Linked DNA regions of Homo sapiens: region 2 is linked to region 1. Evidence: read pairs that join two places in POLR2A ChIA-PET (ENCODE). Cell type or tissue: OCI-LY7. All regions are shown on one strand. Links, peaks and the distances in the headings refer to the core of each region. The heading gives the core; the rest is flanking DNA. Region 1 overlaps PARPBP (PARP1 binding protein). Region 2 has its middle 28 kb from the start of DRAM1-AS1.

What was found. ChIA-PET counts read pairs that join two places held together with the same protein. Peaks named below come from ENCODE experiments on the same cell type or tissue, not always from the same donor. Only the 100,000 strongest peaks of a DNase experiment are listed, where the experiment ranks them.
Region 2: POLR2A ChIA-PET joins it to region 1 with 6 read pairs; 4 of 35 experiments call an interaction of 5 or more read pairs at or near these places.

Annotation. Positions count from the first base shown.
Region 1 is chr12:102,134,107-102,139,489 of GRCh38, reverse strand. All of the region lies in intron 2 of PARPBP (PARP1 binding protein), which reads right to left. Among named protein-coding and RNA genes, the nearest start is that of PARPBP, 17 kb to the right of the region's middle. In OCI-LY7, for the core only: no CTCF peak of the experiment used is centred there; no DNase peak of the experiment used is centred there.
Region 2 is chr12:101,933,379-101,938,761 of GRCh38, reverse strand. It overlaps the pseudogene RPL9P24. Among named protein-coding and RNA genes, the nearest start is that of DRAM1-AS1, 28 kb to the left of the region's middle. RefSeq lists an enhancer at 2,197-2,456. In OCI-LY7, for the core only: no CTCF peak of the experiment used is centred there; a DNase peak (open chromatin) is centred at 2,361; H3K4me3 peaks cover 986 bases; H3K27ac peaks cover 1,079 bases.

The DNA of each region.
Region 1 (5,383 bases), core at 328-5,327:
CAGGCAGGAGAAAGAAATAAAGGGTATTCATTTAGGAAAAGAAGAAGTCAAATTGTCCCTGTTTGCAGATGACATTATTGTATATTTAGAAAACCCCATCGTCTCAGCCCAAAATCTCCTTAAGCTGATAAGCAACTTCAGCAGTCTCAGGATACAAAATCAATGTGCAAAACTCACAAGCATTCTTATACACCAATCACAGACAGAGAGCCAAATCATGAGTGAACTCTCATTCACAATTGCTACAAAGAGAATAAAATACCTAGGAACCCAACTTACAAGGGATGTGAAGGACCTCTTCAAGGAGAACTACAAACCACTGCTCAATGAAATAAAAGAGGACACAGACAAATGGAAGAACATTCCATGCTCATGGACAGGAAGAATCAATATGGTGAAAATGGCCATACTGTCCAAGGTAATTTATAGATTTAATGCCATCCCCATGAAGCTACCAATGACTTTCTTCACAGAATTGGAAAAAACTACTTTAAAATTCATATGGAACCAAAAAAGAGCCCACATTGCCAAGACAATCCTAAGCAAGAAGAACAAAGCTGGAGGCATCACGCTTCCTGACTTCAAACTATACTACAAGGCTACAGTAACCAAAACAGCATGGTAGTGGTACCAAAACAGAGATATAGATCAATGGAACAGAACAGAGCCCTCAGAAATAATATCACACATCTACAACCATCTGATCTTTGACAAACCTGACAAAAACAAGAAATCGGGAAAAGATTCCCTATTTAATAAATGGTGCTGGGAAAACTGGCTAGCCATATGTAGAAAGCTGAAACTGGATCCCTTCCTTACACCTTATACAAAAATTAATTCAAGATGGATTAAAGACTTGAATGTTAGACCTAAAACCATAAAAACCCTACAAGAAAACCTAGGCAATACCATTCAGGACATAGGCATGAGCAAGGACTTCATGACTAAAACACCAGCCAAAATTGATAAATGGGATCTAACTAAACTAAAGAGCTTCTGCACAGCAAAAGAAACTACCATCAGAGTAAACAGGCAACCTACAGAATGGGAGAAAATTTTTGCAATCTACCCATCTGACAAAGGGCTAATTCCAGAATCTACAAAGAACTTAAAAAAAATTTACAAGAACAAATCAAACAACCCCATCAAAAAGTGCACAAAGGATATGAACAGATACTTCTCAAAAGAAGATATTTATGCACCCAAAAGACACAAGAAAAAATGCTCATCATCACTGGCCATCAGAGAAATGCAAATCAAAACCACGATGAGATACCATCTCACACCAGTTAGAATGGCCATTATTAAAAAGTCAGGAAACAAAAGGTGCTGGAGAGGATGTGGAGAAATAGGAACACTTTTACACTGTTGGTGGGACTGTAAACTAGTTCATTCATTGTGGAAGTCAGTGTGGTGATTCCTCAGGGATCTAGAACTAGAAATACCATTTGACCCAGCCATCCCATTACTGGGTATATACCCAAAGGATTATAAATCATACTGCTACGAAGACACACGCACACGTATGTTTATTGCGACACTATTCACAATAGCAAAGACTTGGAACCAACCCAAATGTCCAAGAATGATAGACTGGATTAAGAAAATATGGCACATATACACCATGGAATACTATGCAGCCATAAAAAAGGATGAGTTCATGTCCTTTGTAGGGACATGGATGAAGCTGGAAACCATCATTCCGAGCAAACTATCTCAAGGACAGAAAACCAAACGCTGCATGATCTGACTCATAGGTGGGAACTGAACAATGAGAACACATGGACACAGGAAGGGGAACATCACAAACTGGGGCCTGTCGTGGGGTGGGGGGAGCGGGGAGGGATAGCATTAGGAGATGTACCTAATGTAAATGACGAGTTAATGGGTGCAGCACACCAACATGGCACATGTGTACATATGTAACAAACCTGCACGTTGTGCACATATACCCTAGAATTAAAAAAAAAAAATCTTTAGCAGTATATAACTGCTAGAGAGGCATTATATAATTCAAGCTAAAAAATTTTCCCCCTCAAAAAACATGCTAAAAACCTAAAACTTAAAGAGTATTTCAATATGTCTTTTCTTTTCTCCCACTTTAACAGTTGAGAAAAAACAAATATGCCATTAGACAGACTAACAACTCTACTAGGTATTCAAAAGTTTTACTGTAGTCAAATTCAGCTGTAAGAATTATACTTTAAGACTCATGTTCTCAAACTTCAGAGAATTAAAAACTTACGTGGTGGTTCACGCCTGTAATTTTAGCACTTTGGGAGGCCGAGGCGGGTGGATCACGAAGTCAGGAGATCGAGACCATCCTGGCTAACATGGTGAAACCCCGTCTCTCCTAAAAATACAAAAAATTAGCTAGGCGTGGTGGTGGGTGCCTGTAGTCCAGCTACTCAGGAGGCTGAGGCAAGAGAATGGCATGAACCCAGGAGGCGGAGTTTACAGTGAGCGGAGATTGTGCCACTGCACTCCAGCCTGGGTGACAGAGTGAGACTCTGTCTCAAAAACAAACAAACAAACAAAAAAAACACAAAACAAAACAAAAACCAAAAGAGAAATCTAAATAGAGCTCAAACACAGGATAAAAAATATACGTCATGGATATATACAACCAACTCTATCTACTTTTAATTACTATATGCTACTCACGAATGCACCCGCAGACATATAGGTATGTTGTTTCATACTGCTTGGAAGTCAGAGCACAGTTGAGGATGCCTAAGCTAACTCTTATGTGGAAAGTTGAAATAAAACTGAACTGCAACCTACCACACCACTACACATGTGCACACACATACAAGAACTGTGAAAATCTCAGTTGCAACTCACCTCTTCTTTCCCACCCAGAGTCTGAACTTTCACACTGAATTAAGTGAATTAGCAAGTAGAAAATTAGCAAGTAGAAAGAGACACTGAGTGACTGCTACGTAAACAAATCCTGAAGAAAAACTGACTTGGATTGAATATTTCAGTATGTGAAAATTCTTACAATGAGGGTTAAATGTTTTTCAGGGTATATTTCACTTAGCTTGTTGAAAAAATCTACTTATTTCTTTAAAAGTAAGTCATAAATAAATGAAAGGAGGTGATTTGAATATAGTCTGATTCCAGAATAACAGCCTCCAATCACTATACAATACTGATTCTGAAAAATTGCCTCAATTCCTCTCTCATTATTTTCCAGTGTATGGTCACCAAGGTTTAACCCTTAGCTAGTCTATTTATTCAATATTCTCATAATCCATCATTTACCTTAGTACTACTTCCTCACACTACCAAAGAAGAATAAATTAAAATAAAAATAGGGTATCTAGCTTAAGTTACTGAGTGAACAATGGCACATGCCAATACGACTAAGAATATGAACGGGAAGGTCAGTTGAAAAAGCAAACAATGTGCTCTATTTTAAAAATTGATGTGGGAGAGACTCCATCTCAAAAAAAAATGATGTGGAAACAGTACAGGGACATCAAGGTAAAGATGATCATACTGGATTTAAGACTCAGTAGAATGGTATCTCACATAAATGCAGGTAGAAGAATGTAAGGGAAATGCATCCAGTGAAAGTAGGTAAAATGGAGAAAAGCTAAAACTTGTAGGTAAAACTAGAAGATACTGAAATAATTAAGATCACTCCACCCCCAAATTATGCCACCTGGTAAAATGAAAATCTAGGCTAAAAGTACTCGAAAAACAGCAGGTGCAAGATGATCACTATGAACTTCCTTCCGTTTCTTCAAAACAGAAGACAAAATTCCCATGTGAAAGATACCCTCTTTATACAAGTAACGGTCTTATCATCAAGGAGTGTAAACTGAGGTCCAGGGAAATCTATACAAACCTTATTAAACTAATCTTTATTTCCTGGCCACTACTCCATCCAATTAAACACCCAAGTTCCTTTGCCTTGTCATTTTTTTTTTTTTTTTTTTTTTTTTGGAGACGGAGTCTCTGTCTCCCAGGCTGGAGTGCAGTGGTGCGATCTCACTGCAAGCTCTGCCTCCCGGGTTCACACCATTCTCCTGCCTCAGCCTCCCAAGTAGCTGGAACTACAGGCGCCTGCCACCACACCCGGCTAATTCTCTTGTATTTTTAGTAAAGATGGGGTTTCACCGTGTTAGCCAGAATGGTGTCGATCTCCTGACCTAGTGATCCACCCACCTTGGCCTCCCAAAGTGCTGGGATTACAGGCGTGAGCCACCATGCCCGGCCCACATTTTCATTTTACTACTCTTTCTCCGATTCAGTATGTAAGTGTTCAACTCTAACTTGTCTTTTGGTCTTCATTTCCTTATACATATTCCTGTGCCATGTAATACTCCTATTAAATTTGTATGATTTTCTCCTGTTGATCTGCCTTATGTCAATTTAATTCTCAGGCCCAGCCAAAAACCCTAAAAGGGTGGAGGTAAAATTTTGCCTCCCTTACAGTACCAACAAAATTTATAACAAAGAGAATATCTAAAATACATATAGAAATATTCCAAATAAGAAAGAGGTCAGACATAGTGGTTCATGCCTGTAATCCCAGCACTTTGGGAGACCGAGGCAGGCAGATCCCTTGGGCCCAGGAGTTCAAGACCAGCCTGGGCAACATGGAGAAACCCTGTCTCTATAAAAAAATAAAAGAATTAGCTGGGCATGGTGGTACGTACCTGTAGTCCCAGCTACTTGGGAGGCTGAGGTAAAAATCACCTAAGCCTGGGGAGGTCGAGGTTGCAGTGAACAATGATTGTGCCACTGCACTCCAGCCTGGGCGACAGAGTGAGAGCCTGTCTCACAGCAAAAACAAGAGACAAAAACAACTCAACAGTAAAATAAGAAAAGGATATGAATAGAAAGTCTATGAGGAGAATACTTACCTACTGGCTTCATAAAATGAGCTGGAAAGTGTTCCCCCTTCTGCATGCTTTTGGAAGAGTTTGAGAAGGATTGGTATTAGTTCTTTAAATGTTTGGTAGAATTCAGCAGTAAAGCCATCAGGTCCTGGGCTTTTCTTTAATAAAAGACTTTTTATTACTGATTCAATGTCCTTATTTCTTATTGGTCTATTCAGAGTTCCTATTTCTTCATGATGTAGTCTTGGTAGATAGTACGTGTCAAGGAATTTATCCATTTCTTCTAGGTTATCCAATTTGTTGGCATACAAATTGTTCATAGTAGTCTTTTATGACCTGTTTTATTTCTGTGGTATTAGTTATAATGTATCCTTTTTCATTTCTTTTTTTTTTTTTTTGAGGCTTCTCTTTTTTCTTACTTTTACCTAAAGGTTTGTTGATTTTGTTTATCTTTTCAAAAAGCCAACTCTTAGCTTCATTGATCTTTGCTATTGTTTTTTTAGTCTCTATTTCATTTATTTCTGCTCTCA
Region 2 (5,383 bases), core at 134-5,133, 200 kb after region 1:
GAGGCATGGTCCCTGCCCTCAGGGACTTAGCTCAGCTGGAGAAAGAAGACAAGCACGCTCAGAAACTTTAAATAGCGATATAAGGGAATAGATAGATCAGAGACAGCAACTAGGCTTCACAGAACTCCAATCAGCCTTTAGTGGCTGCCTCCAGTGCTGTGTTGGGAAGAATTCTGAGGGTTTTGCCAGCTACACAAGGAAAAAGCACCACCATCAATTAGTGATGTCTGTCACGGATGTGTGGAGAGTGGGTACGTGCTTATATGACATGTATTTGCCATTCTTAGAATGAATAACGAAATGCCAGGTGTGGCAGATTAGACAGAACAGTGGTTTCTGGAGGAGGTAAGAAAGTTGGACCTGGAGAATGGGTAGGATGTGAATGGAAAACAGATAAAGGGAGGAAGAAATATTTGACACTCAGAACTTGTGGCATATGCCAAGGATAAAACCAACATGGGCCACTTGGGTGGCAGTAAGTAAATTAGCCTGTCTAGAGTAGGTCTTGATGCTAAAGATTAGCTCTATAAATATGGTAACCAGCGATGCCAAGATGGTTTCCCAACATCAGACAAGCTGTCCCGTTGTTTCCATAAGTTCCCTCATATGCTATGTGCCTGAGTTTGAGGTTCAGATAATGTGAACACCACTCAGTCTTTATAACCATCTTCTCTACCATGGAACTGTGCAAAGGCTCTTTCCCACTGCCTTTGCTCATGGAGACTATATTTTGGTGTAAGTCCATGGCTGCTGTTCAGAAAGCCCATCACCCTTTGTGTACTTTAGAAAGTCTTTATGAATGTTTTTCATTATGCATAGATGGTATTGCAGCCCCAGGCATCTGAACGTCTCAACAAATGCACACAAGGAAAAAAGTTGTTGAAAATGAAAAGTGAAGACCCAAGCTACCAGAAACTGTAGCATCAGGTATGCTGTGTGCTTCCTCTATATCTGGTACTACACCAGCTCTGGGAGGGGTGGTGAAAAGGTGCTTATTAAAGCCACAAATGAGCATGAGAAGTTTTGAAAAATTCCTGTTTGCAAGACTTCATTGCTTGGTATCATGAGATTTTATTCATCCCGTCTTTTTTATTATCTACCATGCAATAATAGTAGACAGTCTTCTATAGTAGTTAGGACTTGTGTGGTTACAAGTGACAGAGACCTAATTCTAATTCATTTAGGCAAAAGGAGTGGGAAGGGTATTAAGAGATAATGTGACTGCCGTGAACACTAGCAAGGTTCTGTTTGATTCTTCTTGTTTCTGTGGTTCCACTTAATCTCTTCATTAGCTTCATTCTTCACTCCAGCTAGAGATGAGCCTTCTCTGTGCAGTGAAAAACAAGGGCGCCAATAGCACCTAAATTTACCAGTACATCCACATAGATCTGGTCCCTAGGAAGACACTATCTTAACATTGTCTCTGGTTCCAAGTCAAAACGTCTCAAAAAATAACTCACTGAAGCAGGTTGCATCAACTCCTGTGGCAGCTACAAAGATGGGATTGGGTAAGGGAAACTTCTGGAAGGAGAGGAGGGAGGTACTTGGTAAACAATATAAGAGATGCCTGCTAAAACTTCCCTTATCTACCTTTTCATGCCAACTCAACTTAGCTATCAATCAACAATTCCACTCATTTAATAAGCACCTATTTGCTTATTGAGTGTCTGTTACATGCCAGGTGCTGTGCTAGATTTCAGGGATGCAAAGGGGAACATGACGCTTTTTAAGTTATGTTCCTCTTAGAATGCTAGGCATTCAGAGAGACAGAGGAATATCAAATATTATGGGTTTAGGATGTCTAGGAACTCACCATATAACTGGAGAAAGGAGACTATGTATTTGGAGAATAATAAGTGTTAAACTGTGTGCCATGGGTGATGAGGGTAAGAGAAACTTCAAGGTAACTGAGGTCAGCAAGGCCTGGAGCATTCAGGAGAGGAGAAGCGTCTTGGAGAGATACTTCTGTGAGGTCTTTAAAGGGTGAGGAAGCTTTGTTTATGACTACATGTGTTTAAAGTGCAGTATTTTCACAACATCACACTAAGTGAGGCCCTCTGCATCTGGAGGCGTTCTGGAATGCAGCCGTCAGCCAGTGGCCCTGTTCCTTTCTCAGAGACAGGACTACCACCCACAGCTCTTCTGATAGCCTTGTTTTCAATTGCCATGGCCTGTTGGATCAAAGCCTCTGAGTTTGATGCAAGTTCAAAATAATTTCCTTCAAGGATTAACTCATCTTTTTGGGCCTGAGGAGCTACAACAAGCAACATCTGGTATAGCCTGCAGAGGGATTTTTTTTTTCACCCAAGGAGTTTCAAGTTTCAACATGTGAGCCATCCTGCTGAATAACATCATTGACGGGAAATGACACGCAGAGACCTTATCTTGTAATGAGAGCTCTGTGTAACACCCCACAGTCATGTTTTGCATCGACTATAATAGATGGTGCAAACTGTAACAGGTTCCTTCTCACTTTGTTTCCTGCCAAAGTGACTGAGTTCCACACTGATGGGGTTGAAATCCCCTTGTGGGTTTCCTCTGGGGCCATTCCATAGCCCATCCTAGTGCCGTTAATAACACCCTCCCTGTGTTCGTCAGGCCCACCTTTTAATGCCGTCATAGGGAGTCTCTTGGTCAGTTCCTATTATCTGATCCCATTAGTCACTTCCCTGTCTGCCTAGGTCTCCTGGAAAATTCCTGGGACTATCTCCTTGCTTTTGGTAAATCCTGGCTTCATTCCTCCACGCTGTGTTTTCTGTATTCCCAGCTCTCCCCTTTGCATCCCTTGGGCTAGTCCCACCACCCCTGGAATTCTCTCTGAGGTCAAGATTTTGCAATGTTTTTAAAGGTGAAACAGTGTAATAGCTACAGTTGAGTGTTATGTGTCAGGGATGTATTATTTATAGGGGTGCTATTATCATCACCCATGACTTACCAGTGAGAAAAATGAGGCTCAGAGTTTGATTGAATTGCCCAGGTACAAGACATAAACCCACATCTTTCTCACACTTAAGACTGTGCTCTTTTTAAGGGATAAAATAGGGACCTAAAGAATGGTCATGGGAGTCCCGAGTTCCAAGCAGAGGAGGGAGAAGGAAAGAGAAATGAGGAAAACTCCAAGAGTGGCAGCTCTGAATTCAAAGGAGGAGAATTTTGAGACATAGTCAACTGCGTCTAAAGCTGGAACAGGTTTGAGAATATAGACACCATTGGCATGAAGATGCCTATTGGCAAATCTTTTCAACAAAGATTTCAGTAATGGGTCTGGAAGAGGTTATTAGGAAGAGGGTAAAACGATATAGATGGCAAACAAAAGCAAAGAGCAGCCACATAGATGGTGGAATAAAGCAGGTGAGTTGTTTTGTATCCACTAAATGGAAAACTCTGGGGCAGGTCCCAGAAACTGTGTTTTAACAAACCCTCCAGGTGATTCTGATGCACACTAAAGTTAGCAAACCGCTACAGCAGAACCGTGTTTCTCAGCCTTGGCTGCACACTGAAATCACCTGAAATAATAATGCTTCCATCTGACTTCCTGAAATTCTGATTTAATTGCTCCAGGCAACAGGGTTTTAAAAAAAAACTCTCCAGGTGATTCTCATGTGCAGCCAGAGTTGAAAACTGCTGCTGTACAGGGAGAAGACAGTTGAGGGTATGCAGTCGAGAGGGAGGTGGAAGGGCTATAACAGCATCTGCCATGCACAGCTCTGGCTGTGCCAGGCAAACTGCTAAGGCTGGGCATTTCAAGCTTCAATGGGCAGGCATAAGGATCACCAACAAGTTCCCAGGTGCTTTACAGGCATTGCTTCAAGGAATCCTCGTGACAAGCCTACAAGGCAGGTGCTAGCATTATTCCCACTTTACAGATAAGGGTACTGAGACACCAAGACGTTATCTGACTTGACTGAGGCGTGACAGAAAGGAAATGGTAGGTCTTGAAAATTAGGTCTTGATTCCAAAGTACTTATTCTTTAAAAAAATTATGATAAAATATACATAACATAAAATGTACCACTTTAATCATTTTAAAGTATTTACAATTTCATGGTATTCACAATGTTGTACAACTATCCATTTCCAGGAATTTTTCACCATCCCAAACAGAAACTCTTGTCCATTAAGCAATAATTCCCCATCTCCCCCTGTCCCCAGCCCCTAGTAACTTCTATTCTGCTTTTTCTTTATGAATCAAAGTACTCATTCTTAATCACTATGTTTCAGGATTGGCTCAAATATGAGATGGAGGTATCAAATTTGATCAAACTTTTTCCTTGAATTGATGGCATGTCTGAGCTAAGTGAGGCCACCATCAGCAATTTGTTCCCAAAATATGGAACAACTTGTAACTTCCCCCAAACAGCACATCCTCTTTTGCCTGTGTGCCAAAGCACATGCCAATTTGTCCAGGACATGTGCCTCTTCCCTCCTCGCCTTCATTTAGCAAACTCCATCTTCTTCTCTAAGTCTCTTGCCAGGCATGACCTCTCCTGGGGATCTGAATCAAGTGCTTCAACTAGTGTGGTCCCATAGACCAGGACTTCAAAAGCTGACATTCATTCCAATCACCTAGGGATCTTGTTAAAATGCAGATTCGCATTTACTGAGTCTGGCTCGGGGCACTAAGATTCTGCATTTCTTTCTTTCTTCAGACACAGCGTCTCACTTTGTTGCCCAGGCTGGAGCACAGTGGTGCAATCATAGCTCACTGAAGCCTCAAACTCCTGGGCTCAAGCCATCCATTCTGCTGCCTTAACTCTCAAGTAACTAGGACTACAGATGTGTGCCACCGCACCAGCTAATTTTTTTTTTTTTTTTGAGAGATGGGGTCTTGGTGTGTTGCCCAGGCAGTCCTCAATTTCTTGGCCTGAAGTGATACTCCCACCTCAGCCTCCCAAAGCTGAGATTAGAGATTTGAGCTACTGCCCTAGGACTTAGATTCTGCATTTCTACAGAGCTCCCAAGTGATAGTCATGCTGCTGGTCCCTGAACAACACCCTGAATAGTGAAGCCATAGGTTGTGGTGCTTTGCCATGGTACATATTGCTACAGCATCCCCTTGACTGTTTCTCTACTGCACTATAAATATCTTGAGGGCAAAAACTCATCTTATTATTATATTCCTGGAGCCTAACATTGTACTACCCACAGTGACAATAAATGTGAATAGAGCAATAGATAAACGAGCAAACAGCCTGGAAGGCTAGAAGGAACCAGATCTGTGAGGAACCTCATAAGCCACACTAAGAAATTTGAAATGTATCATGACATTACAGGCAGATACTGAAAGGTCTGAAAAGGGTGATAGATCAAATGTTTATGTGCAGTGTGTAAGATACGTTGGAAAGGACCAAGATTGAAGTCAAGGAAACCGTAGCAAGCTACT